2 separate regions of the Homo sapiens genome follow, and region 1 is linked to region 2. A link is a loop called in an ENCODE intact Hi-C map of the cell type or tissue named here. Cell type or tissue: psoas muscle. All regions are shown on one strand. Each heading gives the region's core, and the rest is flanking DNA. Links, peaks and the distances in the headings are about the cores only.

Region 1 (2,810 bases), core at 190-2,689, 54 kb before region 2:
CACTCTTCCCTCCTCTTCTGCAGGAAGTGCCAGATGCCTTTGTCCTCTCAAAGCTATCATCCTTGTGTGTGCTTCTGAGAGCAGGATTGGACTCCATGGGTCGAGGCTTCCCCTGCAGGCCTCACTGGGCTCTTCCGGGTCTCCCTTCCCTGAGACAGTCAGCCCCAGCCTTGAGTCTGGCTGGAAGGGAGGAAGAGCTACAGGCAAAGAGGAATGACTGACAAGGGAGCCTGTGGGGTGGGGGAACGGCTCCTCCAGCTTTAGTCAGCAGCAGCTCCCTCGTGCCTTCCTCCCAAGGGACCTGAGGAGCAGATGACCATCCCGGCTTCCCCGGCAACGGGACAGATGTGAAAAGGCCACCTCTCATATGCCTTCAAGAGGTTGCATCCAGGCAGGCAGTGGGTGCTAGAGGGGTGAACAGGCCTCCCGGCAGGGGAAGAAGTCTGGCTGAAGTCCCCTGGGCAGGAAGAGGAGCTGACAGTAGGCCAGTGGGGCCCAGGCAGCACAAAGTGTGAGGAGAAGCCAGGGGCAGGCAATAGAGCCTTTGTCTTCATTTTGTGGTGTTTTTCATCTCACTCACTGAACTTGAAGTGAGAAGTGGCCGGTGTGGAGGCCTGGCTCGGGCCTTCCCTTCACCCCCAGTTCCTTACAACTCACACTTGACCCATGGGGCCATGGGGGCTTAGACGTGGAGCCCACCTGGGGAGGTGGGCCTTACGGCCCCTCTTTTCTTGCTGATGAGGAAATGGAGGGATGGGGTGCCGAAGTGACCTGGGCAAGGTGGACCCAGCCCTGTGTTCATTCCTCTTTCCTGGTATCAGCTGCCTCATTTCCTTGGGGTGTCAACCCCATCACGATTGTATTCTATCGCGTGGTTCTGCAGCCTTGCGTGGATGCCTCCACTCAGGAGAAGGATGTGAGTGAGGCTGAAATACTCAGCACAGTCCAGCCCGACTGATGTGATTAGTTTGGAGACAAACACGCGGCCTAGTTCACTCGGTAAGCAGCAGCCTCTGGGCTTGTTTGCAGCCGCTGATGTAGCCCAGGAGCTGGTCAAGGGCTGCTCCTTGGAAGGAGCTGCCTGAGAGTGAAGCCAAAAGCCAAAGAAAGCTGAGCTAGAGGATGACAGACAGCTTCCTGGTGACACTGTTAGAGCATCTGGATCCAGCTATACCTGAAGCTACACCTTAAACATTTTAATTACATTCATCAATGTTTCTTTTTGCTTAAGACGGTTTGATTTGTGTTTATATTATTAGAACCTCACAGGCTTGTCTAATCTAGCATCCCCGGGCCGGCCTCCTTTTCCTCCTTCTCCCCTTGGCCAGTATAAAGAATGAAGCTTTCTGGAGCCTGTTCACAGCATGAAGCTCTTCCACTCACCTGCAGCCTGTAATTAGGGGCCTGCTGGCTGAGAGAACCTCATTCCCTTTTGCAGCCTCTGGATCTACAGCTCTGCAGTTCCACCAACAGTATCAGCCTCAATGTATGTGAGACACACTGCCAACGCCCAGAGCCCTGTGCTCAGCCAGTCTGACCTCCAGGCCCTCTAAACCCTGCAGGATGAGGTACTTGTACCCAGAGTGTACCTCCCGCACTGTGCGGTGTGGCTGCCGCCCATGGCCCCAGATCTCTCCACTGCCTTGGGGGAGCTCTCAGGCCTGCCAGGGCTGAAGAGCTGTGAACACACATCGCTGGGGGGTGGAAGGGCTGTTTTTTCCAATGGCCTTTTCCAAGCCAGGAAGAACTGAAATGTGAGCTCCCCCTCCTTTAACCACAAGCAGAGCTGCCAAGGCAGTCAGCTCCCTCCTCCTGTGTGTGGTGGGAGCCCGTATGGGCACAGAGCCACAGCAGTGGGGAATGTGATGGGGCAGAGAAGCGGAAGGCACCAGGGGCTTCCTGTGGTCGAATAATGAAAAAACACCCCAGATAAGCACTGGGGTTCCACGACACCACCTTCTGGAGCTCTCAGGCCCTAGCAAAATAATTTCACATCTGTAAACCTCAGTCTCTCAATCCATAAAATGGACATACAAATCCCTCCTGCCACGGTCACTGAGAGGAAGAACGGGATGATTGGCAAGAGGGTGTGACATGGCGCTGGCACGTACTAGATGCTCAGGGAGTTGCGGTAGCTGTAGCAATCGTCCCGTGAGGCAGGTGCCTTTGTTGCCCCATTTCACACAGAAGAAGGCAGCAGCTCGGTGGGCAGCTTGCCCAAGGGAATGGCAGCGGTTCTGGTCCCTGTGACAGCGACACCCAAGGGAGCTGGCTTCAGTGGGAAGCAGCCTCTGAGGCCGGGCAGGGAGCAGCTGTTATTGGTGGCCCCTAGGGTAAGAACTGGTCCCGCATCCCTTTGCAGAGGTGTGGCTCTGAGCCCCTCCATCGGGGTCTGGGGCAACACGGGGCAAGGGGACTCTCGGAGGAGAGGCACCCCGTTCTGGGAAGAGGGGGGATACGGGCCAGGGGAGGCTGGTTCCCGGGGCTCCCGGGCTCACCACAGATGCTCTCTGGAAGCTTAGGGGCGTAGGGGGCTGGGACCGTTTCTGGGGGCCTGAAAGCTGCTCTACAAATGAAGACAAACTGTCTAACTCAGGTGAGAATCAAGACTTTGAGAGGAGGGAAAGTCCAAGAAAATCCCTGAGAGCCCCAGGACATGTGCTGTTGGGTGAAATAATTAAGAAAACCTGCCCGATCTCCCACGGAGACAGAAATCATCCCCTGCCGCTCCGGGCTGATCCTCACCGTCCAGCTCCTAATTCTTCACAGCTGTCCCTGTGAGACCACTGGAGGGGGGTGGGGACCAAAGC
Region 2 (2,810 bases), core at 282-2,781:
GATCTGAGGTGGAACAGTGTCATCCTGAAACCATCTCCTCTGTCAGTCCATGGAAACAATTATCTTTGACAAAACTGGTCCCTGGTGCCAAAAATGTTGGGGACTGCTGAGACAAAGGATTGTATCCAGAATGTACTCTACTCAATTAAAAAAAAAAAAAACTTTTAAGGAGCAAAACATTTTAACAGACACTTCACCAAAAGATATATGGATAGCAAATAAACTCATGAACAGATACTCAGTACCATTAGCTATTAAGGAAGTGCATATTAAAGCTACAATGACACACCATTACATGCCTATTAAAATGGCAAAATTTTAAAAAAAGAACTCAATACCAAGTGTTGGTGAGGATGAGGAGCAACTGGAGCTCTCATGCATACATTTGTTGATGGGAATACAAAATGATACAATCACTCTGGAAAATAGTTGAGCAGTTGTTGTAAAGTTAACCATAAACTTACAATATGACCCAGCAATCACACTCTTAGGTATTTACTATAGAGAAATGAAAACTTACATTCACACAATAATTAGTTCATGAATGTTTATACCAACATTATTTATAATTGCCAGAAAAGTGGAAATGATCCCAATATGTCTCAGTGGGTAAATAGGCAAACAAACTTGTATATCCATACAACAGAAAACTACTCAGCAATGAAAAGGAACTAATTCTTTTTTTTTTTTTTTTTTTTTTTTTGAGACAGAGTCTTGTTTTCATTGCCCAGGCTGGAGTGCAGTGGTGTGATCTTGGCTCACTGCAACCTCTGCCTCTTGGATTCAATAGGTTCTCCTGCCTCAGCCTCCTGAGTAGCTGGGATTACAGGCACGTGCTATTACACCCAGCTGATTTTTGTACTTTTTATAGAGATTGGGTTTCACCATTTTGGCCAGCTGGTCTCTAACTTCTGACCTCACGTGATCCACCCGCCTCAGCCTCCCAAAGTGCTGGTATTATAGGTGTGAGCCACCATGTCCGGCCAGAACAAACTCTTGATACACACAATGACTTGGATGAATTGCAAAGGCATTGTGGTTAGAAGTCATGCTTAAAGTTACCTGTTACATGATTCCATTTATATGACATTCTGGAAAAGGAAAACTTAGTGATGGAGAACACATTAAGTGATTGTCAGGGGTTAAGTGTGGAAGGAGGGATTGACTTCAAAGGGAAAACCCAAAGGACACATCCTTTGGGATACTGGACTTGTTTTGAATCCTATATGTGGTGGTGGTTACAAGAATCTATGCGTATGTAAAAACTCACAGAATTGTTCATGAGAAAAGTTAATTATACGTAAATTAAAATATTAAGACATATAGATATTTATCTATCCAAATATGTTTCAAATCTTTAAAATAAATTCGGTATTTTAAAACTATTGTCAATGGGCTATACATTTTTTTAAATGAGGAAAAAAGAAAAAAGCCATTTTAGAATGGTTAATCACACACACAATTTATTGATGAATAGAGTCTGTAAGATTTACAAAACTGTTTGTGGGCATTTGAGGCCTAAAATTATAGTTGTCACATTTCTCCAGTACAATTAGATGTGGAACAGCATTTTACATTGTTTAAAAAGAGGGAATGGAGAAGAAATGTCAAAGCTTTTCTGTCTGGCTTAAATGATAGGTCACGCAACACAGAAATCTCTTTGGTTTTGGAAACTGGTATCTGGGCCCAGATTGTCCAATTATCTGGGCCATCAGCCTCAGGTCTGGGCTGTCCACAATGATGCTTTCTGGGCCCAAGGCCAAAGTGTCTAGGCCAGTAAAAGCTTCACTGACGTCAGGAGGCCGAAATTGGAGAGGAAGAGAGGAGGGAGGGATCCTCCCAGCATTTGAGTCTGCCTTGAAGGAAGTATTTGACCCATACAGTTCAGGATAAGAAGGTTTGCCTTTCCATATGAGTTCACTGTGATACAGCATTTGGGAGCTCAAAAAACCCAGTGTGAACCTAGGAAAAGCTCAGAATGATGGAGCTGGAAGGCTTCTGTCCTGTCTTATTTCCAACAGTATATTTCCTATTCAACAGAGCCCACCATGAAATCTGTCCCAAATCATGGAACCCCGAGGTGAAAGGCCCCCAGGCATGCCAACACATGGCAGACAAATCCAGTTGTGTCCAGGGATGGCGTTCCCTCCAGTTTTCTGAAAGACGCTCCCATATTCCTTAAGCACAGGTAAGAATCTTCTCTTCATAAAGCCTTCATCACCCAGCTGGAGGTGGCTTGCCAATGTTTTCCTTTGTCGTGGTTTATTGGGTGATTTATAATTTGAACACAGTGCCAGCTTCTAGCAGCAGCCGACATGGACTGATATGAAGGTGCTAGAAACCACCCACACTCTGGTATATCTCCTTCACCAGCTTCCAAAGGTGCTCCAGATGCCTATAATATTTACCCTTTGGACCAAAGTATTAAAATGCAAATGTTAGTCAGAATTGAGTAACCCATTAAGCCAGCACGGTTCAAGTGATTGGCTGTTCTAACCTGGAGGAGCATCCTGGGGAGATGGGACTGAGAAGTTTTGACATCAGAAAATACAGCAGTTGGGTTTTAGAGGTCCTAGTGAGAAGGCTGCCTCAGTCCTAGATGCCTGAGGGAAGTGGAGGCAGCCAGGGACAGGGGAGAGCACAAACGACACCTCACCATTCTTACTATTCCTTTCACAAAGACAGCCCTCCTCTCCTGAAGCATCTGAGAGGTGCCTGTTGGTGAGCCTTTTCTTGAGTAACTACACAGAGTAAGCTAAGAAAACCAGTACCATGCCTGCTTCCTGCAGCTGACACATCAGCACAGACCA

The links. A loop is a pair of places that touch in the nucleus more often than their neighbours do. Peaks named below come from ENCODE experiments on the same cell type or tissue, not always from the same donor. Only the 100,000 strongest peaks of a DNase experiment are listed, where the experiment ranks them.
Region 1: it touches region 2 in a loop (3-fold over the local background); 1 of 110 quality-filtered maps calls a loop at or near these places.

What each region holds. Positions count from the first base shown.
Region 1 is chr15:100,763,624-100,766,433 of GRCh38, forward strand. The region is part of intron 2 of LOC105371024 (a long non-coding RNA gene); the gene reads left to right. Among named protein-coding and RNA genes, the nearest start is that of GCAWKR, 85 kb to the right of the region's middle. RefSeq lists enhancers at 1,199-1,826, 1,827-2,454. In psoas muscle, for the core only: no CTCF peak of the experiment used is centred there; no DNase peak of the experiment used is centred there.
Region 2 is chr15:100,817,374-100,820,183 of GRCh38, forward strand. LOC105371024 (a long non-coding RNA gene) reads left to right here. Exons shown (of 5, transcript XR_932726.3): 3 at 2,041-2,188. Among named protein-coding and RNA genes, the nearest start is that of GCAWKR, 31 kb to the right of the region's middle. In psoas muscle, for the core only: no CTCF peak of the experiment used is centred there; a DNase peak (open chromatin) is centred at 1,751.